Regions from separate parts of the Homo sapiens genome. Here region 1 is linked to region 2. Evidence: read pairs that join two places in POLR2A ChIA-PET (ENCODE). Cell type or tissue: K562. All regions are shown on one strand. Links, peaks and the distances in the headings refer to the core of each region. The heading gives the core; the rest is flanking DNA. Region 1 overlaps LOC105376882 (a long non-coding RNA gene). Region 2 has its middle 22 kb from the start of MAN1C1.

Region 1 (12,702 bases), core at 1,936-5,935, 330 kb after region 2:
TGCCTGGCAGAAGGTCTGGTACATGGTAAGTGTCGAGGAAGGAAGGAAGAGAGAGAGGGATGTAGAGAGGGAGGAAGAGATGAAAGAGGAAGAAAAGAAGGAAGGAATTGGAGTTTCCTTATTTTCTACAATGGTCCCAGCCACTGGCCACTGAGTGTAAACTGAATGTGTGGAGCCCCAGAGAATAAAGCCAGGGCCAGGAGCTGCAGGGAGGTGGAAAGTGGATACTTTATTGACCATTACAGTTGTCCACTGAAATACTCATGAGGTAGTGAGCACCCTGTCACTAGAGGAATGCAGAAATGTCTTGAAAACAATTCCTATGTAGATCAGAGGAGATTTTAATCACCCAGTCGAATCCTGTCATTTTGTTTTTAGACCAAGAAACCAAGACCCAGAGAGGTCATACCTAAGGTCATCTAGTCACTTGGCATCAGTCACTTCTTGCTCAGTGCAGCTTTATTTACAGAAGGAAAAAACTGAGACTAACCTAAATGTCCACTAGCAGGGGGTTGGTTAAGAAAACTACAGGACATGAAACTTGCTACCAATATGATGGTTCTGAACATATGCAGGAAAAGCAAGAGGAAAACGCTTTTATCAAAACTGACACAGAGGATAGACTGTTTAGTGAAAAAGCAAGTTATATAACAGCATGTACAATATATTCCCACTCTTATAAAATAATATGTTAGCACACGCATAGAAAAAAGTTGGCTGCAAACCACTAAAACATTGGTTAATTTTGCTTTATACATTTTCAGAGCTAACTGTTATTAAGTACTTGCTAGGCACCATTCTAAGTACTTTACATATATGAACTTAGTTCATGACACTGGGATGGGTACTATTAGGATTTATTACAAATGAGTGAACTGAGGCACAGAAAAACTAAGTGACTTGCTCAAGGTCACAGGGCTAGTAAGCAGTAGAGCTGGGATTTAAACCCAGGCAGCCTAACTTCAGGACCTGGGTGTTTGACCACTTAACTGTAGCCTAGATCAGGGGTCCCCAAGCTTTTTGGCACCAGGGACGGGTTTTGTAAAAGACAATTTTTCCATGGACCGGGGTGAGGTTGGAGGGATGGTTTGGGGATGAAACTGTTCCACCTCAGATCATCAGGCATTAGTTAGATTCTCCTAAGGAGCACGCAACCTAGATCCCTCTCATGCGCGGTTCCCAATAGGGTTTGTGCCCCTATGAGAATCTAATGCCGCTGCTGATCTGACAGGAGGCGGAGCTCAGGCGGTAGTGCTCGCTGGCCTATCCCTCATGCTGTGCGGTCAGGTTCCTAACGGGCCACAGCCTGGGGGTTGGGGACCCCCAGCCTAGATTACTTCTAAGTCTTCTTCCAATTCTAAAAGTCTAGGAACATGGGCTTCTAAGCCCTCTGCTACCCCAACAGCAATTAAGGGGGAGGGTACCCCAATCCCCAGAGGTCAGAAGTCTCCATTCCTCTCACAATTGCCTCCTGGTTCTCATTTCTGCTCTATTTCTGGCAGTCAGTACTTCTTATAAACTGGGTTTCCTGAGAAGGAACTCCTCTGCGCAGTGGGATAAATGGATGTGACCTCTGCTAACCTGGGCCCAGTACAAGCTCTGTAAACCAGGCAGCCAACTGCACCTACCTGCCCGAGGGCACCAGATGTCAGCAAGATGAACACTAAAGATGTCCAGGCAATGCCAACCCCCGGACCTGATGGGCATGTTTACCAGCTGGCAAACGGCGTGGGTGGTGGTTGGTTCCAAGGCACTCCAAATCCCTGTGCGTCCTGATCCTGCCCCAGTAAGGAAGCAGCAGGGACTGACTGCTTGACAAGAGGATCCCGCTCCTCGCAGAACAGAAATGCTTTCATTAAAAAAGGGAGGTATCCCTGCAGTTGGCCTCTCCCAACAGATTTGTCAAAAGCAGAGGTTTTGCTCTTCCCCTCTGACTCTTATAAAAGGCCCCATTTTCTGACTACATTTCCTGATATTCTGTCTTTAAATCTTCAAGGCAGGTCACCTGCTACAGAAAGCACAAGGGATCTAGGATAGATAAGTCAAAAACCAAATACAGTAAAATGTTAATTGTTGATTCTAGCTGTGAGATGTATGGCTTTTCACTGTACAAGTCTTTCAACTTTTTTTGGTAGATGTTTGAAATTTTTCATAATAAAATGCTGGGAAAAAAGCACTCTGTGCACCTGCTGTTCTCTCTGTCTGAAACACTCCTCCTACCAGATACAGATGGCCTCCGACGTACGATGGTTTGACTTAACGCTTTTCAACTTTATGATGGCGCGAAAGCAACACACATGCAGTGGAAGCCGCGCTTAGAGTTCCCATCCCACCACTCCGTCTTTCACTTTCCGTACAGTACTCAGTACATTACATGAGATATTCAATACTTTATCATAAAATAGGCTTTGTGTTAGAGGATTTTGCCCAACTGTAGGCTAATGTAAGTGTTCTAAGCATGTTTAAGGTAGGTGAGACTAAGCTATGATGTTCCGTAGGTTAGATGTATTAAATGCATTTTTGACTTACAATATTTCCTACTTACCATGGCTTTATCAGGACATAACCCCATCGAAAGTCAAGGAACAACTGTACTGGCTTGCTCCCCACCTCACCTCCCTGGATCCTCCACCATCCCCTTCTCAGGAAAGTTTTCCCTGACTGCCCTATTTTTTTTTTTTTTTTTGAGATGAAGTTTTGCTCTTGTTGCCTAGGCTGGACTGCAATGGCACAATCTCGGCTCACTGCAACCTCCACCTCCCAGGTTCAAGTGATTCTCCCGCCTCAGCCTCCCGAGTAGCTGGGATTATAGGCGCGTGATACCACACCCGGCTAGTTTTTGTTTTTTTAGTAGAGACAGGATTTCACCAGGTTGGCCAGGCTGGTCTTGAACTCCTGACCTCAAGTGATCCACCCACCTCAACCTCCCAAAGTGCTGGGATTATAGGTGTGAACCACTGTGCCCGGCCTCTGACTGCCCTATTTAAAAGGACAGCATCAACTCCCCTTTCTTCTCCCCTTGACAAGGGTTCCTTGTGTTCCCCTTTTAGTTTCCTTCACAGCACTTACTAGCATCTGACGAGGTCTATATTTTTACTTGTGTATTTAGGTTTTTTTTTTAGACGGAGTACTCTGTCACCCAGGCTGGAATGCAGTGGCACGATCTTGGCTCATTGCAACTTCTGCCTTTTAGGTTCAAGCGATTCTCCTTCCTCAGCCTCCCAAGTAGCTGGGACTACAGGCATGAGCCACCACACCGCGCTAATTTTTGTATTTTTAGTAGTGACAGGGTTTCACCACGTTGGCTAGTCTGGTCTCGAACTCCTGACCTCAGGTGACTTGCCCACCTTGGCCTCGCAAAGTACTGGGATTACAGGCGTGAGCCACTGCGCCCGGCCGTGTATTTGTTCATTATTTGCTTTCCCCTATGAGAATCTGAGCAACATGAAGACAGGGACTTTTGACTGCTGTGGTTGCTGTTGTATCCTCAGCACCAGGGAAGTCCATAGTAGGTGCTCAATAAATATTTGTTGGCTGAATAACAGCTACCATTTCTGGAATGCCAATCACGGACCCAATCATTTTGCATATGTTATTTCATCGGATCTTCAGACACCCGGATGCAGCAGTACCACCCCCGCGGCTCAGTCGCGCATGCGGACACGGGGCGGAGGGCGGGGCGCCGGGTCCGGAGGGAGCCACGCCCACCACAACAACGCGTCTGCGCATGCCCGGGCGCTGGGTTCAGGGGCTTTCCGCCGCTCTGGGTTCACAGCTGGACGTCGGGAGTGCTAGTTTGGAGTACGCCATTTGAGAGTAGGCGTGAGAAGTTGCTCTGTGTGCTGAGCGTTCTAAAGGAAGGCGTCCGTTGGCCTTCGTACCCGTCTTGATTGAGGTGACGAGTGTTTTCTAGTACTGGGGTCGGCCGCGCAGCCCTCTCAGGGGTGGGTGGCAGGAAGCGTGCCGGGTCCCGCGTGGTGCAAAAGGTGGGTTCAGGTTTGCGGCCACACAGCGCTACTCAGGACTTTTTAGTCTTGTTTATTTTCTCCGTGCCTGTTCCCGCCCCCCGCAGCTCCACCTCTGGGAGAGGGGCGGGTTCAGCTCCAGGAGGCGGGGACTTCCCGGCTTGGCGTGGCTGGGGTGTCCCGTGGACCCCAGTCTCGGCGCGGTGACCCACTTATGGGACTTGGCTTTTCTTTGTTGTTTGTTTAAGGCAGGGTTTCTCAGCCTGGGCACTACTGAGGTTTTGGGCCGGCTAATTCTGTCTGGGTTGGGGAGGGTGCTGTCCCGTGCTTCGCAGGTTGTGTAGCTGCATCCCCCGCCTCTACCCAGTGGATGCAAGTAGCAGCCCCAGTGAACCAAAAATGCCCCCAGACTTTGCCAAATATCCCCTCCCGGGGAAGATCGCCTCGCTTGAGAACCACTGTTGGAGGAGAGCCTGGGTTTTCGGGAGGTAACCGTTTACAAAGGGGAGAACGGTAAGAAGCCGGAAGCAACGATGACTTAGCTACGTGAAAGACTTGCGGCCGGGCTCGCCCCTCTTCTAGAAGCCGTCAGTTTGGGTCTCGCGTCTGGAATCACCGTCAAGGAGTCAGATCCAGCCCCGGAGAGGGAGCAGGGTCGAGGTCTCCTTGCAGAAGGCGCCACCGCAGGAAGCACAGGCGCAACGTGCAGTCTCCCTAGCGGAGGCGCTCGCGATCCTGCAGCCGCCGGTCCGGGAGGTGCTCGGTAGCCCTCCTTGGTGCCTGTCCGGTAGCTGGTCACTCTCGGGGGAAGGTCGTGTGCAGAAGGGCACATGCGATCACACAGAGACGGCGTTGCTGCGGCTTTGACCCGATGGTGCACCCGAAAGAACACAGAGGGTGGAGGGGGAGATCCAGGAAGTGGTCGCGGAGCAGAACCCCCTTTCACTTCAGTCAAAAATGTGGGTCAATTGTCATTAAGAGATACGCACAGGTTCATCTGATTGACATGTACGGCGGCAGTATATGAGTGAGATGGGAACCAAGGTGACTGTTGTTTCCTTTGATGGATGAAACTTTCATCCCTTTGGGGTTTTTTGTTTTTGGCGGGATATTAGCCGATTAGTAGATAAAACTGCATGATACAATCTATAGCCTGTTTTTAAATGGACAAGTTCTTACCACTCAGGAGGTTTATCGTGATTGTTTAATGTCTCAGGGTGGAGGAATCTAGTGCAGGCAGTTCTTAATGAAACCTTTTAAATTCCCGTTAGTGACTTAACATTAGTTTACCAGCTCTGAGCAGCTTTAAACAAACATCCTCTTTTAATAGCTAATGAGTGCGGGAGAAAAGATACTAACTCCTTTCTCTTTGCGTTTTTTGCCCCTACCCTTTTTTCTCTTTTGTGGCCTTAACATGATTGTCAAATATTTATAAATAGGAGTGAGCATCTTTATATTACTCTTACTAATAAGATACATGCTTAATTTGTCATTCTTTACCTTTTTGGGACTTAATGAATGTTTGTCTTTTGCAGATAAAATGGAGCTGCTAGAAATAGCAAAAGCCAGCCACCCATATTAACCCCTCCATTTTCCCTATAATTAATGGCTTTCATTATTGTGGTATATTTGTTACAATTACTGGACTAATATGATACATTATTATTAACTGACATCCACATTTTATTCAGATTTCTTTAGTTTTTTGCCTAATGTCTTTTTCTGTTCCAGGATCCCCTCCAGAATACCACATTACAGTTAATTGTTATGTCTCCTTAGTCTCCCCTTGGCTGTGTCAGTTTCACATACTTTCTTTGTTTTTGATGATATAGATGTGAAGAGTACTAGCCAGGAATATTATAGGTATTGGGTTTTTTAAATGTATGTGTCATTTCATGATTAAAAATCAGTTGCGGCCAGGTGTGGTGGCTCAGCACTTTGGGAGGCTAAGGTGGGAGGATTGCTTGAGGCCAGGAGTTCAAGACCAGCCTGGCCAATGTGGCAAAATCCCATCTCTGCTAAAAATACAAAAAATATAGCTGGGCACGGTGGCACACACCTGTAATCCCAACTACTCGGGAGGCTGAAGCACAAGGATTGTTTGAACCTGGGAGGTGGAGGTTGTAGTGAGCCAAGATTGTGCCACTGCATTCTAGTCTAGGCAACAGGTGAGACTCTGTCTCAAAAAAAAAAAACAAGTGTGGATTACAGTATCTGTTGGGCCTACTATCGTAAAACACATACACATGCATGTGCACACACAAACCTCCAGGCTATCACTTCAGTGCCAGCCAGCAGCATTTCTTACTCTAACCACTGCAACTGTGTCCCTGCTTCATCTTGGGGCTTCATTCTCATATATTTTCTTCACACAGCAGCCACAGAGAAGCTTTTACAATGTAAACCAGAGTCTATTACTTCTGTTCTCCAACTACTTCAGTGGCTAAATTGGTACCAGTAGAGTGGGGTGCTGCCGTAGATACTCAAAAATGGGTATGTGACTTTGGAACTGGGTAACAGGCAGGGTTTGGAACAGTTTGGAGGGCTCAGAAGAAGACAGGCAAATGTGGGAAAGTTTGGAACTTCCTAGAGACTTGTTGAATGGCTTTGCCCAAAATGCTGATAGCACTGTGGACAATAAAGTCCATAGGCTGAGGTGGTCTCAGACGGAAATGAGGAACTTGTTGGGAACTGGAGCAAAGGGGACTCTTGTTATGTTTTAGCAAAGATACTGGCGGCATTTTGCCCCTGCACGAGATATTTGTAGAACTTTGAACTTCAGAGAGATGATTTAGAGTATCTGGCAGGAGAAATTTCTAAGCAGCAAAGCATTCAAGAGGTGACTTGGGTGCTGTTAAAGACATTCAGTTTTATAAGGGAAGCAGAGCATAAAAGTTCGGAAAATTTGCAGCCTGACAATGTGATAGAAAAGAAAAATTCCCATTTTCTGAGGAGAAATTCAAGCTGGCTGCAGAAATTTGCATGAGTAACAGGAGCCAAATGCTAATTCCCAAGACAATGGGGAAAATGTCTCCAGGGCATGTCAGAGGTCTTTATGGCAACCCCTCCCATCACAGGTCCAGAGGTATCAGGAAAAAATGGTTTTGTTGGCCAGGCCCGGGGTCCTCATGCTGTGTGCAGCCTAGGGACTTGGTGCCCTGCATCCCAGCCACTCCCAACCATGACTGACGGGAGGCAAGGTAGAGCTTGGGCTGTAGCTTCGGGGAGTGCAAGCCCCAAGCCTTGACAGCTTCCATGTGGTGTTGAGACTGCGAGTGCACAGAAGTCAAGAATTGGGGTTTGGAAACCTTCGCCTAGATTAAAGAGGATGTGCGGAAATGCCTGGATGCCCAGTCAGAAGTTTGCTGCAGGAGCAGGGCCCTCATGGAGATCCTCTGCCAGGGCAGTGCAGAAGGGAAATGTGGGGTCAGAGACCCCACACACAGTCCCTACTGGGGCACCACCTAGTGGAGCTGTGAGAAGAGGTCCTCCAGACCCCAGAATGGTAGATCCACCGACAGCTTGCACCGTGTACCTGGAAAAGCTGCAGACACTCAATGCCAGCCCATGAAAGCAGCTGAGAGGGAGGCTGTACCCTGCAAAGGTACAGGGGCAGAGCTGCCCAAGACCATGGGAACCCACCCCTTCCATCTGCGTGACCTGGATGTGAGATGTGGAGTCAAAGGAGATCATTTTGGAGCTTTAAGATTTGACTGCCCCACTGGATTTTGGACTCTCATGGGCCTGTAGCCTCTTTGTTTTGACCAATTTATCCCATTTGGAATGGCTGTATTTACCCAATGCCTGTACCCCCATTGTATCTAGGAAGTAACTAACTTGCTTTGGATTTTATAGGCTCATAAATGGAAAGGACTTGCCTTGTCTCAGATGAGACATTAGACTGTGGACTTTTGAGTTAATGCTGAAATCATTTAAGACTTTGAGGGACTGTTGGGATGGTGTGATTGGTTTTGAAATGTGAGGACATGAAATTTGGGAGGGGCCATGGGTGGAATGATAGGGTTTGGTTGTGTCCCCACCCAAATCTCATCCTGAATTCCCATGCGTTGTGGGAGGGACCCAGTGGGAGGTAACTGAATCATGGGGACAGGTCTTACCCGTGCTGTTCTTGTGATAGTGAATAAGTCTAACAGGATCTGATGGCTCTATAAGGGGGAGTTTCTCTGCACAAGCTGTCTTTGTCTTTGCCTGCCATCCACGTAAGACGTGACTTGCTCCTCATTGCCTTTCGCCATGATTGTGAGGCCTCCCCAGCCATGTGGAACTGTAAGTCCATTAAACCTCTCTTTCTTTTGTAAATTGCCTAGTCTCGGGTTTGTGAACAGACTAATACAATGGCTTTTCACCTTGCAGAATAAAGTCCTACGAGATCTTCATGCTCTAGCTCCTGGCCAGGCCACCTCCTCAGGAGTTAGATCACTTATCCGTCTCTCCCTGGCCCACCCTTCTCTGTCACATGGCTTCTTTGCTGACCCTGATACACACCACACTTGTCTTCTCTACCTGGAAGTTGTATTCCCCATACCCACATGGCTCACTTCTTCACTTCATTCAAGTCTCTGCTCAGATATTAACCTCTTCAGAGAGCCCTTCCTTCACACACTGTCTTGCATAGCAGCCTCCCCTACAAGTTGTCTTCTTTCTCCTTAACTTTTGTGATGGTTAATTTTAGGTGTCAGCTTGACTGGATTAAAGAATACCTAGAGAACTGGAAAGGCATTATTTGTTAGTGTGTCTGTGAGGGTATTTCCAGAAGAGATTGATATATGACTGAATGGACTAAGAGGGAACCATCCGCCCTCAATGTGCAGGTGGCTTGAAACAAAAACGGAAGAAAGGCAAATTGGTCTTACTCTCTTGGAGCTGGAATACACGCTTCCATTCCTGCCCTTGGATTTCAGGATCCCAGGCTGTTGGGTCTCAGGACTCCAGGACCTACATCAGCCTTTCCGTCACCGCTGGGGTTCTAAGGCCTTTGGGCTAAGAATTATATCATCAGCTTTCCTGATTCTGAGGCTTTGGGACTTGGACTGAGCCATGCTACCAGTATCCCTGGGTCTCCAGCTTGCAGACAATCTGCTGTGGGACTTCTCAGCCTCTGTAATCATGTGAGCCCTTTCTAACTCATAAACCCTCTTTTATATATCTATGTATCCGATTGGCTGTGTCTCTTTGGCGAACCCTGACTACGTATACTTTTGTTTGAATTCAAAGTATTTATCCCTACCTGATATTACATCCTATATCTGTTTGTTTTCTGTTTCTTCCATTAGAATACAAGTTTCATGAGGACAGGGACTTTATCCATTTGTTTACTGCTGTATCTTAGGCTCAAAGTTGGCACTCAATAAATATTGGTTAAATAAGTGAATTACAAGCAGGTTGGATTATTAGGTAATATGGTTCGCAGTGTGGGACTCCTGAACTCCAAGATGTCTTTGAAAGTAGCCATTTTTTAAATTTCTAATGGTTTAGTCAGACTACAGATTACTTAATAACAGGGACTATAGTTGATTCATGGATATATCCCCAGAATCAGGAACAGTTTCTAGAATACACTTGAGTGCTCAATAGACATAGCTATTATAGTTAATTGAAATGGAATTGGCAATGTGGGAAATAAGAAATCACATTTTTGGCCAGGCACAGTGGCTCACACCTGTAATCCCAGCACTTTGGGAGGCCGAGGCAGGAGGATCACTTGAGGTCAGGAGTTCGGGACCATCCTGGCCAACATGGTGAAACCCCATTTCTACTAAAAATACAAAAAGTAGCTAGGTGTGGTGGCGTGTGCCTGTGATCCCAGCTACACGGGAGGCAGAGGTGGGAGAATCGCTTGAACATGGTAGACAGAGGTTGCAGTGAGCCAAAATCATAACACTGCACTCCAGGCTGGGCAACACAGCAAGACTCCATCTCAAAAAAAAAAAAAAAAAAAAAAAATCTGCTGGGCGCGGTGGCTCATGCCTGTAATCCCAGCACTTTGGGAGGCTGAGGCAGGTGGATCACGAGGTCAGGAGATTGAGACCATCCTGGCTAACATGGTGAAACCCCGTCTCTACTAAAAATACAAAAAATTAGCTGGGCAGGGTGGCGGGCGCCTGTAGGCCCAGCTACTCGGGAGACTGAGGCAAGAGAATGGCGTGAACCTGGGAGGCGGAGATTGCAGTGAGCCGAGATTGCACCACTGCACTCCAGCCTGGGTGACAGAGTGAGACTCTGTCTCAAAAAAAAAAAAAAAAGAAAGAAATCACATTTTTCTCAGAGCAAAGTCTTTGTGATAGTAAATCTGGATAAAGGCAGTGGAACACTGAGGACATTTATGCATAAGGACAGTAATCACGAAATTATCTTTGTATATATTGTCCGTTAATGACTACTGCTATTTACTGAATTGATCTCCCTCAGATTCATATTTTGAAGCCCTAACCCCTAAAGTGACTATATTTGGAAATAGGTGCTTTAAAGAAATAATAGTTAAGGTCAAATGAGGTCATGAGGGTGGAGCCCTAATCTAATAGGACTGGTGTCCTTATAAGAAGAGAAAGAGGCCGGGTGCGGTGGCTCACGCCTGTAATCCTAGCACTTTGGGAGGCCGAGGCAGGCAGATGACAAGGTCAGGAGTTGGAGACCAGCCTGGCCAATATGGTGAAACCCTGTCTCTACTAAAAATACAAAAATTAGCCAGACATGATGGCGGGCACCTGTAGTCCCAGCTACTCGGGAGGCTGAGGCAGGAGAATTGCTTGAACCTGGGAGGCAGAGGTTGCAGTGAGCCGAGATCGATCGGGCCACTGCACTCCAGCCTGGGCGATAGAGCGAGACTCTGTCTCAAAAAAAAAAAAAAAAGGAAGATGACACCAGAAGTGTAAAAGCAGAGGACAGGCTCTATGAGGACACAGGGAGGAGGCAGCCATCTGCAAGACAGGGAGAGAGGTCTCACCAGAAACCAGCCTTGCCGGCACCTTGAACTTCCAGCCTCCAGAACTATAAGGAAATAAATTTCTGTTGTTTAAGTCTGAGTGGCTTAACAACAGTTTAAGCTGCTGTTATGGTAGCCCAAGCCGACTAATACAACACTTAAGGATTTCAGTCACTGAGTGGAACCACCTTAGAATGTGAAAGACAATGAGGATATACACACAGCCTCCTTCCCCTGTGTTTGGAGGGTGGCTTCAAATTCCTTCTGTTTTATGTGCTGTGTAGGGAAAAAAAAATCTGTAAAATTATGTGAGTTTGTAATTGATAGATTGGTTCTCTTTCGTGCAAATAGTGCTTATAGTTTAAAAGTCCTAGAAAAAATTCACAGTCACATTTTCTGTATGTAACTACATTTATGTAAGTGAAAACTTGGTAGTTTGTTGGCTTGTTCATTTTTATTTTTCAAGTATTGTGTAAACAAAAAGAACCTTGGTCTGCCAGAATTTTCAAAGAAAATTGGCAAAACAAGATTCCCCATAGTAGCAACCATACATATAGCTATATTCAGTGACTAAATGGTGTTTATGTGTTTCTTAAGCAATGGAGTTCATTTTGACCAATTGTCTGTTAAGAAGTGCCTAAGAAAACCGCTTATTCATTTTCCACATCCTGTTTGGCAAAGTGTGACACATAGCAATAGAAAACAATAATATAATCTTGGGATGCGTATACAATCAGTGCACAGAGAGCTGTCGTATCAGCCTTCAGAAGAGCATTTAAACACTGCCACACGCTGTCCGTCTGTTTGTCCTGCAACCAGGTTCTCCCCTTGGTCTCAGTGGAAGCCTGAATCACAAGCACTGCCACGTTCACAAAGCTGTTAATTCTTCAAAACGCCAAATGGTATTCAAAAAGGGAAGTATAGGCTGGGCACGGTGGCTCACACCTGTAATCCCAGCACTTTGGGAGGCCGAGGCAGGCTGATCATGAGGCCAAGAGATCCTGGTGAAACTATCCTAGCCAACATGGTGAAACCCTGTCTAGTAAAAATGCAAAAATTAGCTGGGCGTGGTAGTGTGCACTTGTAATCCCAGCTACTCGGGAGGCTGAGGCAGGAGAATCACTTGAACCTGGGAGGCGGAGGTTGCGGCGAGCTGAGATTGCGGCACTGCACTCCAGCCTGGTGACAGAGTGAGACTCCGTTTCAAAAAAAAAAGTATAAAAATCTGAAGACTCTAGTGGTATAATCTAATTAAGTTTCTATGAAGCACATGATTGCAGTCATGTCAAAGCAGTTTCTATGAGCACACTGTTAACTGTTAAAAAAGCAAACAAGGCCGGGCACAGTGGCTCAGGCCTATGGTCCCAGCACTTTGGGAGGCCGAGGCAGGCAGATCACTTGAGGTCAGGAGTTTGAGATCAGCCTGGCCAACATGGTGAAACCCCATCTTTACTAAAAATACAAAAAATTAGCCAGATGTGGTGGGTGCCTGTAATTCCCAGCTACTTCGGAGGCTGAGGCAGGAGATTCGCTTGAACCCAGGAGGCAGAGGTTGCAGTGAGCCAAGATGGTGCCATTGCACTCTAGCCTGGGTGACAGAGTAAGACTACATCTCAAAAAAAAGAAAAAAAAAAGGGAATAATAATAAATTAACCTTAGCTTACTGGATGACCACCATCATATATGCAGTCTGTTGTTTACCAAGATGTTGTTATGTGGTACATGGCTGTATTTTATTGTTGTATTCTACAGTGCATAATAAATGGTGAGATTCTCCTCAAAGAGTGGCAGAGA
Region 2 (15,516 bases), core at 5,951-9,950:
AGGCAAGAGAATCGCTTGAACCCGAGAGGCGGAGGTTGCAGTGAGCCAAAATCATGCCACTGCACTCCAGCCTGGACCACAGGGTGAGACTCTGTCTCAAAAAAATAAATAAATAAAAATAAAGAACGCTGAACCCTAAATTACCAATGGGGAAAGATGAAAGTAACCCAGTTTATGCTGCAGAACCCCCAATGGCTCAGTGATTATCTGCAGATACCGAGGTGAGGCGGAGCTGATGACAGCAGAGTGCTTCCCTTCCCTTCTTTGCCTTCCCTGCGCCCAGTTACTGTGTCTGATGGAAACACTGGTGAGGTCTGAGGCGCAGGGGTGAGAGAGGCTGTCCCCTCTATGGGCACATGCAGCTGCTGTGGTGCCAGGCACTCTGATGGGCTCCAGGTGTCTGGGGTGGGGGAGGGTGGCAGACACAGAAGGACAGCCGAAGTGGGTCTGGCCCAGGAGATGGACTCTGCCGGGCCTAGAAGAAAGCCTGCAGAGGCAAGTTAGAGACCAAGACAAAGGGGATGCAGGCAGGGAGGTCTGGCGGGCTGCCTCACCCCAGAGCATTTGCTCCAACCACCCACATTAAGACAGGGACTTGGAGGCCTGAGGGGACAAAGGCCTTGCCCCAAACTCATACTTAGCCTGGCCCTGCCCATCACTCCAGCCCTGGCTCTCTCCCTGCCTCCTTTTCCTCCGCCCAGGCAGACAATGGCTTCCTCCAGACCTCTGCTCCAGGTTCTTTCTCTTCAGCCCTCGCTTGGAGAGGTGCAGGGGACGTCCTGCCAGTAGCTAGGCACAGAGTCCCCCGTGTGGGGCCTTCCCACTCCCGCACGAGACCATTCCTGCCCTCTGTTAGCACCATAACCCCTTCTAGGAAATCAACCCTGAATCCTGCTCTCAGAAACTCCTGCTCCCCATTGGTTGTCACATCAAGTGCTCGCTAACTTGCCTTTAACCCTCCCGAGGCACATGTGCTCTCCTAACCATCTGAAAAGAAACAAGCCTCCAGCAGGACACAGTGGGTCACGCCTGTAATCCCAAAACTTCGGGAGGCTGAGGCAGGCAAATCACTTGAGTTCAGGACTTTGAGACCAGCCTGGCCAATATCATGAAACCCCATCTCTACTAATAATACAAAAATTAGCCGGGCATAGTGGCAGGTGCCTGTAATCCCAGCTACTCAGGAGGCTGAGGCGGGAGAATTGCTTGAACCCGGGAGGTGGAGGTTGCAGTGAGCCAAAATTGTGCCACTGCACTCCAGCCTGGGTGACAGAGCAAGACTCTGAGAAAGAAAACGAAAGAAAGAAAGAAAGAAGGAAGGAAGGAAAGAAAGAGAGAGAGAAAGAAAGAAAGAAAAGAAAAGAAAGAAAAAGAAAGAAAGAAGGAAGGAAGGGAGGGAAAGAGAGAGAGAAAGAGAAAGAGAGAAAGAGAGAGAGAGAAAGAGAGAGAAAAAGAAAGAAAGAGAGAGGGAGGGAGGGAGGGAAGGACGGAAGGAAGGAAGGAAGGAAGGAAGGAAGGAAGGAAGCCTCCAAAGGTCAAAGGGTTGTAGTTATAATGGTGGATACCTAGGCAATGGGACCAGTCATTTAGACAAAGGAGTGCTGCTCCAATCTCACTGGCAGGCAGCCAGCCTTCTCCCATGGAGGTAATGCCCACTATACTAAGGGAAAGTAGGGGGAAGGTATTCCAGCTCCTGTTTACCCACATGGAGTCAAGCGCCTTTAGCCAAGGCAAACACTCCCACAGGACAAGGGCCAAGTCATTTCAGGGCCATGTCCTCTGCCCCTGGGGTTGCTAGATTTAGCAAATAAAAATACTGGGCAGGGCTGGGGTGGTGGTTCACGCCTGTAATCCCAGCACTTTGGGAGGCCAAGGCAGGTGGATCACTTGAGGTCAGAAGTCCAAGACCAGCCTTGCCAACATGCGGAAACCCTGTCTCTACTTAAAACAAACAAACGAATGAACAAAAAAATGAAAATTAGCCGAGCGTGGTGGTATACGCCTGTAATCCCAACTACTTGGGAGGCTGAGTCAGGAGAAGTGCTTGAACCTGGGAGGCAGAGGTTGTAGTGAGCCGAGATTGTGCCACTGTACTCCAGCCTGGGTGACAGAGTGAGACTCTGTCTCACAAAAAAAAAAAAAAAAAAATACTGGCCAGGAAATCCAGTTAAATTTGAATTTCAGATAAGCTACAAATAATTTTTACTAAGTACGCTCCATGCATTATTTGGGGACATACATATACCAAAAGGACACTGATTATTTATCTGAAATTCAAATTTAACAGGCTTTCCTGTATTTTTCCTGATGATTCAAGCCCTTAGCTGACTATACCACACACAGGGGCTGGCACACAGTAGGTACTGATTGAAGGAGGGATTTGTTTCACCTTCTAACTGGAGGCGAAATCAAAATTTTACATTTCACTGGGTCAGAGTGGACTTTCTAGTTACTGCCGTGAGTTTTAATTATCAAAATGAAACTGTTTACTTTGACCAAAAGGGAACAGAAAGCCATAGAACTGCCTGAATTATCAGCAGGAGTCAAGAAGGGAAATCGGTTCTTTATAGAGCAAGTTTGCAGGTAAAGGAGACCATTTCCTCCTTGTCCCCCCTCAATTCCAGCCTATTCAATTCATTTATTCAACAAATATTTATTGAGTGCCTACCGTGTGCCAGGCACTGCTCAACAAATCAATGAAATTATTATTATCATCCTTCTTATGGTCCCATTTGATTGAAGAGGAAAACTGAAGTCCAGAGAAGTTAGGTGACTTGCCCGAGGTAACACAGCAGGTGGGTGTTGGATATAAGATTAACACCCAATATATCCGATACCTGAGCCCTTGCTCTTTCCATTGTGTGACTCTGTAGAGGTACGAGGCCCTTAGAAGGAACTAGGCAGGTAGAACTCACACAGAGAGCCTGCAGCCCCTCAGCCAACACCCAGTATTATCCTTTTATCTCTGATGCATCTACCTGGCTCCCCTTCAACCACTACCCCCTGTCCCAAGCCACACTCAGCTCTTGCCTCAACAACAGCAATAATTTCCAGGCTGGTCCACCTCTCTGGCTCCCTGCAATCTGTTCTCCATACAGCAGGCAGAATGGCCCATATGAAAGGTAGATGCAACCATGTCACCTTTCCACTATGTCATTTTCCCACCTTTCTTTCTTTTCCTTTCTTTCTTTCTTTCTTTCCCCTTCCTTCCTTCCTTTTTCTATCTTTCTTTTTTTCTATCTTTCTTTTTCTTCTTCTTTTCTTTCTTTCTTATTTCTTCCTTTCTTTTCAGAGTTTTGCTCCTGTTGACCAGGCTGGAGTGCAGTGGCACAATCTCGGCTCACTGCAACCTCCAACTTCTGAGTTCAAGCAATTCTCCTGCCTCAGCCTCCCGAGTAGCTGGGATTCCAGGTGCTCACCACCACATCCAGCTAATTTTATATTTTTAGTAGAGACAGGTTTTTGCCATGTTGGTCAGGCTGGTCTCGAACTCCTGACCTCAGGTAATCTGCCCACCTCAGCCTCCCAAAGCCCTGGGATTACAGACATGAGCCACCATGCCTGGCCACCTTTCCACCTTTCTACCTTTCTATCTCCTCGGATATCCATAAAGCTGCTAACCATGGCCCGGCTAATAATCCACCTTTGCTGACTCCTCCAGCTGCCTCTTGCTTCCCTGGCCTGTAGCAGTCAGTGTTTTGTTATCTTTTACTGCATATCATCCCAACATTTAGTGCCCTAAAACAACTGTTTATATCTCTTGTGATTCTCTGGGTTGACTGGGCTCAGCTGTATGGTTCTTCTGGGGCTGTAGTCATCTGGAGGCTTGACTCGGCTGGCTTTCCAAAGTGGCTTACTCACATGTCTGATGGTTGATGATGGCTGTTGCCTGGGAGTTCAACTGGGGCTGTTGCCTGGAGTGCCAACATGCAGCCCTCCATGTGGCTGGGGCTTCTCACAGCATGCCAGCTGGGTTCTGAGACAGAGTGTCTCAAGAGTGAGCATTCCAGTAGCTCTTAATTTCCAGGCTAGGCCTAGAATTGACGAGCATCAGTTCCACCACTTTCTTTTTGGTTAAGCAGTCACAGGGCTGGTGCCAATTGAAGGGAGGCAAAATAAGCTTCATTTCTCAATGGGAAAACTTTATGTTTCGCTTTAATACACCACAGTCAGTCTCCGTTTCAGATCACAGGAACTGCAGCAGCTTGTTTAGGAAGAAAGGAATTTAATACAAGGGAAAGGTACTTACACCAGTGTTGGGAGGGTTGGAGAGGCTGACTCTAGGCTGAGCTTCCAGAAATGATCCCCAGAAGAACACTGCAGAACTGGCCTGCCAGGGGAGCTGCAGCCACCACCATAATCAAGAAGCTGGGAAATCAGGTGGCCACCACCCCTGCCGGCTCCAGGAAGGACAGTACTCTACCCTGACCCATGCCGCAGAATGGGTGACCCAAGCTCTTCCCCTACAATCACAACACATGGATCTAGACGCTGAGCCCTCTGCAACAGCTGCTGTGGAAAAACAAATACCTCCTTGACTCTGCTTGTCCAAAGACCAGAGAAACATGGCCCCTGACTTAGAACATTAACATCCATGGTACATCTGATTGGTAGAGCCTAAGTCGCATCTGACCTGCACCCTTGGCTTCAGAGACATCTAGCTTCTGAGTCTCTCTAGTACAGGAAGACACACAACAAAAGAGGCTGAGCGAGCCAAGCTGTCGCCTCTTTGCAGTCCTGGGCCTTCTCTCAAGTCTCCCTGCCTCTTCTTGCTGCTACAGGGCTTTGCACACGCTATTTGCTTCTGTCTGTGATTCCCTTCCTTCTCTCTTCTTCCCCTCTTCCTTCGGATCCCAGCACAAGTATTTTCTCTGATCTTCCTATCATTTTATATATCCATTCTACAGACGAGGAAACAGGCCAAAACTGGTTAAGTAATTTGCCCAAGAGCACACCAGTAAACAGTGTAGCTGAGATTTGAACCCACACAGCCTGACTCCAGAGCCTGCTCTTAACCATCGCATGTTATACAAAGGTGAGTTCACCTGTGTTAAAAGGCCCAGGCAGGGCAGATAAACAAGGATGATGCTTCAGCAAATGCTGGTGAGAACAAAAAACTCAGAGTGACAGCAAGTGCAGGTGGAAGGTCGCAGGACAAGGTCAGATGCTAGAGAGCTTGGCCCTAGATCCCAGAGAACATCAACAGGCTGAGTTTCAAATGGAGCTGAGCTAGAGGAGTACAAAAATCCCCAAAACTGCTGCCCTCCACTCAGGGAGCAGAGAGCCATTTGCCCCATGTATCGGGGGAGGAAAGCATCCTGTGTCTCTCCTGCGTGGGACTGCCATTTTCAGTGGCAAAACCCACAATCACAGTGAGCAAAGTGTGCTCAGCTCTCACAACTTTAACAGAATTTGTAAGGCAAAGAGACAGCTATGAAGGGGAGGGCTGGGCACAGTGGTGCATGCCTGTAGTCCCAGCTACTCAGGAGACTGAGGCAAGAGTTTGGAGTTGTAGCATGCTATGATCATGCCTGTGAGTAGCTACTGTACTCCAGCCTGGGCAACATAGCAAGACCCTGGTTCTAAAATATGTGTGTGTGTGTACATATATATATATATATATATATATATATATATATATATATAATTTTTTTTTTTGAGACAGAATCTCGCTCTGTCTCGAGGCTGGAGTGCAATGGCACAGTCTCAGTTCAATGCAACCTCTGCCTCCTGGGTTCAAGCGATTCTCCTGCCTCAGCCTCCCAAGTAGCTGGGATTACAGGTGCCCATCACCATGCTCAGCTAATTTTTGTATTTTTAGTAGAGATGGGGTTTCACCATGTTGGCCAGGCTGATCTTTAACTCCTGACCTCAGGTGATCTGCCTGCCTCCCAAAGTGCTGGGATTATAGGCATGAGCCACTGGGCCCAGCCTTAAAATATATATTTTTAAAAAGAGGAAAAAAGGAGAAGGGAAGAAGCCATCATACAGGAGGGACTTAGGGTACAATTTTCACCCTGCCTGCCTTCCCTCAGCAGCCAGAGTCTCCCTCTGTCACCCAGGCTGGAGTGCAGTTGCGCAATCTTGGCTCACTGCAACCTCTGCCTCCCGGGTTCCAGCAATTCTCCTGCCTCAGCCTCCTGAGTAGCTGGGTTTACAGGTGTGTGCCACCACGCTCAGCTAATTTTTGTGTTTTTAGTAGAGATAGGGCTTCACCATGTTGGCCAGGATGGTCTTGAACCCCTGACCTCAGGTGATCCACCCGTCTCGGCCTCCCAAGATGCTAGGATTACAGGCATGAGCCACCATGACCGGCCCACATTTGATTTTTTCTTAAAGTGTAGTATCTCATCAGTTTATGAACAGCAAAATTGCAGCATTTGCCTTCCCTAAGCCAGATCTGGGAATTCCTGAAATAGAAGAGTAGCATTCCCTCTTCCCTGGCCACCACAATTCAGGTCCCTCTAAAGCCAGCAGATGCTTAGCAAATAAAAATGACAGGGCCAGGAGACCTGATTTAGTGACCCAGCTCTTCCACTTACCTACTATGAGATCTTAAGTAAGAACCTCTTCCTCCCTGAGCCTGCTGCCTTGTTCATAAAGTGAGGGCATTGGATAAGAACAAAGATTTTAAATCTTTTTCTTAGCAGCAAAATCTCTTGTTCAAAAAAATCTTACATACTCCTATCCTGTGGTTGAATAGGGATGTAGGAGCCAGGAGAGGTGGCTCACGCTTATAATCCTACCACTTTGGGAGGCTGAGGCCAATGGATCACTTGCGGTCAGAAGTTCGAGACCAGCCTGGCCAACATGGTGAAACCCCGTCTCTACTAAAAATACAAAAATTAGCCAGTAGTGGTGGTGCATGCCTGTAACCCCAGCTATTATGGAGGCTGAGGTAGAAGAATGACTTGAACCTGGGAAGCAGAGGCTGCAGTGAGCCAAGATTGCATCACTACGCTCTAGCCTGGGTGACACGGTGAGACTCTGTCTCAAAAGAGAGAGAGAAAAAGAAAAGAATAGGAATGTAGGACTCAGCAACTAGACCATTCCCAACCTCCTTCTCTGTGAGGCCCTTCTCCTTGAGTGAGAAAACACTGAATGAGCTGATGTCTAAGGATGCTTTGAGCCCTGTCATTTTAGAAATCAATACATACTTCCGGGAACTGGAGGATTTAGTTTGGGAAAGTAAAGGTTCCTTGCACTGTGACTAGCTCACCCTGTCACCTTGCTTAAGCACCTTGCCCACTCTAGACCTCAGTTTTCCCATCTAGAAACTGGAAGCACTGGACTTGGTTGTCCAAGTCCTTCTAGCTTTGAAACTCTAGGCCTCTGCCCTGGTAAGGTTGTGGGAAAAGAAGACCCAGGGAGGCGTATATGGGGGCAAGGGGTCAGGGACAGCAAGAATAAGGTGATTTTCAGAGATTCTATCCAGGAACAATCCAAGAAGCAACTCAGGTAGGACTGAGGGTTGTATGAAGCAATAAGACTCCACATTCAAATCAATTAAAGAGGTCATGGCCACAGTTTCTGTGTTAGAAAGAATAGGAGGAGAACTAGGGAATTGTATTATGTGGGACTGTATTTCGTGGGATAGATGGATAGATAGACAGACGGGTGGACAGATGGGTAGATGGATAGATGAATGGATTAACAGATGAACAGATGGATAGATGGATAAGTGGATAGAAGCTTGGGTGGACATATGGATGAATTGGATGGATGGATGGATGGATGGATGGATGGATGGACAGATGGATGAAAGCTTGGGTGGATGAATAGATGGATAGACAGCTGAATGAAAGTTTGGGTAGAAGAATGGATAGACAGATGAATGGAAGGTTGGGTGGATAAGTAGATGAATGGACAGGTGAATGGAAGGTTGGGTGGACAGATGGCTGAATGAATGGGTGGATGGATAGATAAATGGACAATGAATGGATGGACAGGCAGGTAGATGGAGGAAAGGATGGGGAATGTTTAGGAAAGTGGTTTGGTGGAGAGAGTGGGTACATATATTTGGCAGGTGGGAAGATGCTCAGATAGAGGGGCAGGCAGATACAAGTGGGTAAGTAGATGGGTTTGTGAATGGGCAGGCAGATAAACAGAAAGGTCAGTGGGTGTATGGGCAGGCAGGTGTATGCCCAGGTGATTGGATGGGTGGATGAGTGGATGAGTAGGTTTTACAATGTAAGGGAGTGAGAGGACAAAACTTGACTGATTGATTGATTGGCTTGTTCGTTTTCTTAGCTATTACCTCATTTCCTCTTCCATATCCTACTCCTATTCAGCCAGACACCTGAAAAGTTTACAGCAAGTTTCTCTATGTGTGGAAATTGTACCATTTATAAGATTATTTGGCCTGGTGCGGTGGCTTATGCCTGTAATCCCAGCACTTTGGGAGGCCGAGGAGGGCGGATCACTTGAGGTTAGGAGTTTGAGACCAGCCTGGCTCACGTGGCGAAATCCCATCTCTACTAAAAATACAAAAATTAGCTGGGTGTGGTGGCGCGTGCCTGTAATCCCAGCTACTCAGGAGGCTGAGACAGGAGAATTGCTTGAATGCAGGAGGCAGAGGTTACAGTGAGCTGAGATTGTGCCACTGCACTCTAGCCTGGGTGACAGAGCAAGACTCCCTCTCAAAAAAAAATTATTTTATGTAATTACTGAAATACAGTAATCTTAGAAAGAACCGAGACAGAAAGTTCCATCTGGTGCTACCATGTCTTTAACACTTTGTTGACACTTGTGATTCTCCCTTTTTAAAAAGAGAAAGTAGACTGTAAAATCAGAGTCTTAGGCAATGAAATATAACACTGCAAACAGTCCCTGACTTAAATGATGGTTCAACTTACAATTTTTTTGACTTTATGATGATGCAAAAGCAATGAGCATTGAGTAGAAACTGTACTTGGAATTTTGATTTTCGATCTTTTTCTGGGCTGGCAATATGTGCTTTGACTTGGAGCTGCAACTCACAGTCAGCCACAGGACTATGAGGGTAGACAGCAGATACTCCACCATGGACTGGGTTGCCAGATGACTTTGCCCAGCTGTAGACTATTTTAAGTGTTCTGAGCACATTTAAGGGAGGTGAAGCTAAGCTATGATGTTCAGTAGGTTAGGAATATTAAATGCATTTTTGACATAGGATATTTTCAATTTACGATGGGTTTATCAGAATGTAACCTCATGTTAAGTCAAGGAGCATCTGAATTTTGTTTTCATTTGGTTTAGTTTTACTGTTACTTTGTGTATATCATACAAATTAGGATAGTGTTACAGAGGGTTTCCTTTTTATATGAATGTATTTAAGTAAACTGATTCAGCTATAAGTAAAATATTAAGCAAATAGTATTTATTACCAGGACAAGAGATGCTGGATATGGCAAAGTTCCTGGAGCTATTTGCAGATATTTGTTCTGGGCATGTCATGTCCAGACTTAAGAGCCACTCCAGATCCTTCATGAGCCCACCCTGTTCTCCCCATTCTCATACACACCCATGAATCTCCTTTATTTTCTACCCACTTGCCAGACTCTCTCTTGCCTTCAGAACTTTGCACCTGTATGTCCCTCTATCCTGAACTCTCTACTTCTCTCTTTTTTTTTTCTTTGAGACAGAGTCTCGCTCTGTCACCCAGCCTGGCCTGCAATGGTGCGATCTCGGCTCACTGCAACCTCCACCCTGGGTTCAAGCAATTCTCCTGCCTCAGCCTCCCAAGTAGCATGACGGCACCCACCATCATGCCTGGCTAATTTTTGTATTTTTAGTAGAGACAGGATTTCGCCATGTTGGCCAGGCTGGTCTGGAACTCCTGACCTCAGGTGATCCACCCCCCTCGGCCTCCCAAAGTGCTGGGATTACAGGCGTGAGCCACCGCACCCGGCCCTCTCTCCTCCTCTTTAAGAGAATTCCTACTCAGCCCTCGGATCTCAGTTTAGATGTGGCGTCATCCAAGAAGCCTCGCCTCGTCCCCTCAGCAGGGCTGCAAGTCCTTCCTCGGGCTCACACGGCATCCTGCACTGCCTCCATCACAGCGCCCGCCGGCCCGTGCGGGAGACACAGCTGGGCCAGTTGCCTGCGCTGCTGAGAGGGGGCTGGTGAAGGACTAGGACGCTGTCCGCACTCACTCATTTGGCACAGTTTTACCAAATGCCTGCTTAGGTGCCAGGCGCTGTTCTAGGTGCTGGATATAGAGCGGTAAACAGGACAAACTTATTTATTTATTTTTAAAAAACGAAAAATGGGCCGGGCGCAGTGGCTCACGCCGGTAATCCCAGCACTTTGGGAGGCCAAGGCGGATGGATCACGAGGTCAGGAGATGGAGACCATCCTGGCTAACACGGTGAAACCCCGTCTCTACTAAAAATACAAAAAAAATTAGCTGGGCGTTGCGGCGGACGCCTGTAGTGCCAGTTACTTGAGAGGCTGAGGTAGGAGAATCGCTTGAACCCGGGAGGTGGAGGTTGCAGTGAGCCGAGATGGCGCCATTGCACTCCAGCCTGAGTGACAGAGCGAGACTCCATCTCAAGAAAAAAAAGAAAAATGGCCAGGCGCGGTGGTTCCCGCCTGTAATCCCAGCACTGAGGAGGCCGAGGTGGACAGATTACTTAAGTCCAGAAGTTCAAGACCAGCCTGGGCAACATGGCGAAACCCCCATCTCTACAAAAAATACAAAAATTAACCAGGCATGATGGCATGCGCCTGTAGTCCCAGCTATTTGGGAGGCTGAGCTCAGTAGGAGGACAGCTTGAGTCCCAGAGGTGGAGGTTACGGGAGCCAAGATCGTGCCACTGCACTCCAGCCTGGGCAACAGAGCAAGACTCTGCAAAAAGAAAAGAAAAAGAAAAAGAAAAGAAAAGGAGAAAAGGAAAGGCCAGGAGCAGTGGCTCATGCCTGTAATCCCAGCACTTTGGGAGGCCGAGGCTGGTGGATTGCCTCAGGTCAGGAGTTTGAGACCAGTCTGTCCAACATGGTGAAACTCCATCTGTACTAAAAATACAAAAAAAAAAAAATAGCCATGCGTGGTGGCGAGCTCCTGTAATCCCAGCTACTCAGGAGGCTGAGGCAGGGGAATTGGTTGAACCGGGGAGGTGGAGGTTGCAGTGAGCCAAGATCGCACCACTGCACTCCAGCCTGGGTGACAGAGTGAGACTCCGTCTCAAAAAAAAGAAATAAAAGAAAAAAAGAAAAAATAATGTATTTTGTCCAACTTCCCCTCTAGAATGAAGAGGGAATCAGATAAAATTAATAAAAACAAATGTATCTTATATACAATTTCAACTTGCAATAAGTCCTTTCAAGAAATTAAGGCAGGGTGCGGTGGCTCACGCCTGTAATCCCAGCATTTTGGGAGGCCAAGGTGGGCAGATCACCTGAGGTCAGGAGTTCGAGACCAGCCTGGCCAACATGGCGAAACTGTCTCTACTAAAAATTCAAAAATTAGCCGGGCATGGTGGTGCATGCCTGTAAATCCCAGCAACTCAGGAAGCTGAGGCAAGAGAATTGCTTGAGCCCAGAACCCGGGAAGCTGAGATTGCAGTGAGCTGAGACCGCATCACTGCACTCCAGCCTCGGAGATTCCATCTCAAAAATTAAAAAAAAAAAAAAAATTAAAACAGGGTTAGGGGATATTTTTAATGGATAATTATGGCAACAGCAGCTGCTGTTTTATTTTATTTTTATTTTTAAATTTTTCTCAGCATATTATACCTCTGTGTGGCTGCTAATTTTGAATGGGGTCAGATGAGGCCTCTCTGAGGAGGCGACATTTGTACAGAAACCTGAAGGAAGTGAGGAAAAGAGGAACAATGGAAGAACACAAGTGAAGCCCCCAGGGGCAAATCAGCATGGCATGTTTAAGGACCATCTAACTGGGTCTGACCGCACACCGCATCCCTGCATACCTGGGTCTGACCGCACACCGCATCCCTGCATAACTGGGTCTGACCGCACACCGCATCCCTGCATAACTGGGTCTGACCGCACACCGCATCCCTGCATAACTGGGTCTGACCGCACACTGCATCCCTGCATAACTGGGTCTGACCGCACACTGCGTCCCTGCGTACCTGGATCTGACTGCATACTGAAGTAGGGTGAACTTCCAGGATGCGGCAAGCCTGGGACTGTGGCACCCATTCTGGGGTTCAAGAAGGAGGCTCCCCTAGGCCTGAGAACATGTTCTGAGCAAACAGGAGGCAGGAAGTCTTCTTCACCAGCATGCCAGCCTACTCTGAGCCCAGCCTGAGAGACCGCCAACATTTGCAGAAATACTTCCTGTTAACATTTACCTTGGCTGATGTTTATTAATCGGGTCTATTAATAGACTTTTTGTTTGGCCTTTCCTAAGGAATAACTTCTAGAAGAAGCATTCCTACCCAATTATGCCCTGCCTTGCACAATGCTTTGGGTTTGTAAATTGCTCTTCCATCCTTATCTCTTGATCCATTCATTTACTTATCCATAGCACACAATTATTGAGCAGGGAACAAGACAGACTCAACCCCTGTCCTTGTGGAGCATATATCTTTTATGAGAGACAAGTGTGGAGGCCCCTGGTGGCTCATTTTCTTCCTGCCTGTGGTAGTTTAGCAGAGCTGGCTCTGCTGGACCAGGCCAGTCTGCAGGGAATAGCTGACATCAGCTTCGGCGGATAGCAGTGTTCTTGTGTGCAGAGGATTCTTCGAGACTCTTCCTGAGTCCTGGGCATGCAGCCCTGGGCCTTGGCGTATTAGTCAGGATCTCTGGAGAAACAGAACAAATAGGATACAGAGAGCTATACATATAAGAGGGTATTTATTTATTTATTTAGAGACGGAGTCTCCCTCTTTCACCAGGCTGGAGTGCAGTGGCACAATCTTGGCTCACTGCAACCTCCACCTCCTGGGTTCAAGTGATTCGCCTGCCTCAGCCTCCCAAGTAGCTGGGACTACAGGCGCGTGCCACCATGCCCAGCTAATTTTTTTGTATTTTTAGTAGAGACGGGGTTTCACCATGTTGGCCAGGATGGCCTCGATCTCTTGACCTCATGATCCGCTCGCCTCGGCCTCCCAAAGTGCCGGGATTACAGGCATGAGCCACCGCGCCCGGCCCGTAAGAGGGTATTTATTATGGGAGTTGGCCCACACAATTATGGAGGCCAAGAAGTTCCATGACCTGCCATTTGCAAACTGGACAGCCAGGAAAGCCTTGGTGTAATTCAGCCCAAATCTGAAGACCCAAAAAACCAAGAGCTTCAGTGCTGGAGGGCGGGAGAAGATGGAGGTCCCAGCTCAAGAAGAGAGAGAGGGAGAATTTACCCCTCCTCCAGCATTTTATTCTATATTCTATATTATTACTCCATTCTTTCATTCTGTGAGAGACTGGATGGTGCCTACCCACATTGGTGTGAGTGGATCTTCTTTACTTAGTCTATGGATTCAAATGTGAATCTCTTCTAGAAACGTCTCACACACCCATAATGATAATGGGTTTACCAGCTATCTGGGCATCCCTTACCCCAGTCAAGTTGATGCATAAAGTCAACCATCACACTCAACAAGCATACTCCTTAGTGTTGCTCACCCCCAGCCCTTGATATATTTCTTTCTTTCTTTCTTTCTTTCTTTTGAGATGGAGTGTTGCTGTGTTGCCTGGGCTGGAGTGCAGTGGTGTGATCTCGGCCCACTGCAACCTCCACCTCCCAGGTTCAAGCAATTCTCCTGCCTCAGCCTCCTGAGTAGCTGAAACTACAGATGTGCGCCACCACGCCTGGCTAATTTTGGTATTTTTAGTAGAGACGGGGTTTTGTCATGTTGGTCAGGCTGGTCTCGAACTCCCGACCTCAGGTGATCCCCCCGCCTCGGCCTCCCAAAGTGTTGTGATTACAGGCGTAAGCCACCATGCCCGGCCCAGGAAGACTTCTTAGAGGAAGGAACACTACATCTTGCAGATGCAGAAGTGGACATGGAAAGAGGAGTGGTCCAGGCAGCGGGGAGAGCACATAGGACCTAAAGACAAGATGGAAATGGCACTCTCAAGGCGCTCCATGACCCAAGAGAAAAGCAGGGCGGACCCACTTTAAGACGGAAAAACAGAACCTCTGTGAGGCCACTTTGAAGGGGTGGGTTGCCCCTCCACACCTGTGGGTGTTTCTTGTTAGGTGGAACGAGAGACTTGGAAAAGAAAGAGACACAGAGACAAAGTATAGAGAAAGAAAAAAGGGGGCCCAGGGGACCGGCGTTCAGCATATGGAGGATCCACGCCGGCCTCTGGGTTCCCTTAGTATTTACTGATCATTATTGGGTGTTTCTCAGAGAAGGGGATGTGGCAGGATCATAGGATAATAGTGGAGAGAGGGTCAGCAGGTAAACAGGTGAACAAAGGTCTCTGCATCATAAACAAGGTTAAGAATTAAGTGCTGTGCTTTAGATATGCATACACATAAACATCTCAATGCCTTCAAGAGCAGTATTGCCGCCCGCATGTCCCAACTCCAGCCCTAAGGCAGTTTTCCCTTATCTCAGGAGATGGAATATACAATCAGGTTTTACATGAGACATTCCATTGCCCAGGGACGAGCAGGAGACAGATGCCTTCCTCTTGTCTCAACTGCAAAGAGGCATTCCTTCCTCTTTTACTAATCCTCCTCAGCACAGACCCTTTACAGGTGTCGGGCCGGGGGACGGTCAGGTCTTTCCCTTCCCACGAGGCCATATTTCAGACTATCACATGGGGAGAAACCTTGGACAATACCTGGCTTTCCTAGGCAGAGGTCCCTGCGGCCTTCCGCAGTGTTTGTGTCCCTGGGTACTTGAGATTAGGGAGTGGTGATGACTCTTAAGGAGCATGCTGTCTTCAAGCATTTGTTTAACAAAGTACATCCTGCACAGCCCTTAATCCATTTAACCCTGAGTTGACACAGCACTTGTTTCAGGGAGCACAGGGTTGGGGGTAGGGTTACAGATTAACAGCATCTCAAGGCAGAAGAATTTTTCTTAGTACAGAACAAAATGGAGTCTCTTATGTCTACTTCTTTCTACATAGACACAGTAACAATCTGATCTCTCTTTCTTTTCCCCACACACACCTGACCCATCCAAAATAAGGTTACTGATATGCGGTGGACCCTAGATTTGAACCCCAGCTGTGACTGCACCCAGAGTCCTCCCGCCACGCCCACTCCCACCGTGGATAGCAGTTCTCAGTAACTCTTTCTCTTCTCGGGTTGGCCATTTCCATTCTCCACATTCCCACTCCACGCCTATGTGCACAGTTTCCACAGCTCCGCTCGGTGAAACACTAACTTTCCTTCTGGTTCCAGCACAAGTCCTGCCATTGGAAGGGATCTTGCGCTCCCATTTGGGCTAGGTTTGAGGTTAACGGTTGGTTTGTTGTTCGGAAATTAGGGGTTAGACTGTGGTCACAGGCACAGATCAGCTAAGGACGGAGGTCAGGACTGAAATTAAAAGTGAGTCATGGCCGGATGCAGTGGCTCACACCTGTAATACCAACACTTTGGGAGGCTGAGGC

What was found. ChIA-PET counts read pairs that join two places held together with the same protein. Peaks named below come from ENCODE experiments on the same cell type or tissue, not always from the same donor. Only the 100,000 strongest peaks of a DNase experiment are listed, where the experiment ranks them.
Region 1: POLR2A ChIA-PET joins it to region 2 with 6 read pairs; 2 of 35 experiments call an interaction of 5 or more read pairs at or near these places.

Annotation. Positions count from the first base shown.
Region 1 is chr1:25,258,933-25,271,634 of GRCh38, reverse strand. LOC105376882 (a long non-coding RNA gene) reads left to right here. Exons shown (of 2, transcript XR_947099.3): 2 at 1,503-2,176. It also overlaps a transcript of RSRP1 not described here. Among named protein-coding and RNA genes, the nearest start is that of RHD, 7.2 kb to the left of the region's middle. RefSeq lists an enhancer at 4,384-4,901. In K562, for the core only: no CTCF peak of the experiment used is centred there; a DNase peak (open chromatin) is centred at 3,587; H3K4me3 peaks cover 1,869 bases.
Region 2 is chr1:25,587,402-25,602,917 of GRCh38, reverse strand. It overlaps a transcript of LDLRAP1 not described here. Among named protein-coding and RNA genes, the nearest start is that of MAN1C1, 22 kb to the left of the region's middle. RefSeq lists a silencer at 1,506-1,800. In K562, for the core only: no CTCF peak of the experiment used is centred there; no DNase peak of the experiment used is centred there; H3K27me3 peaks cover 1,438 bases.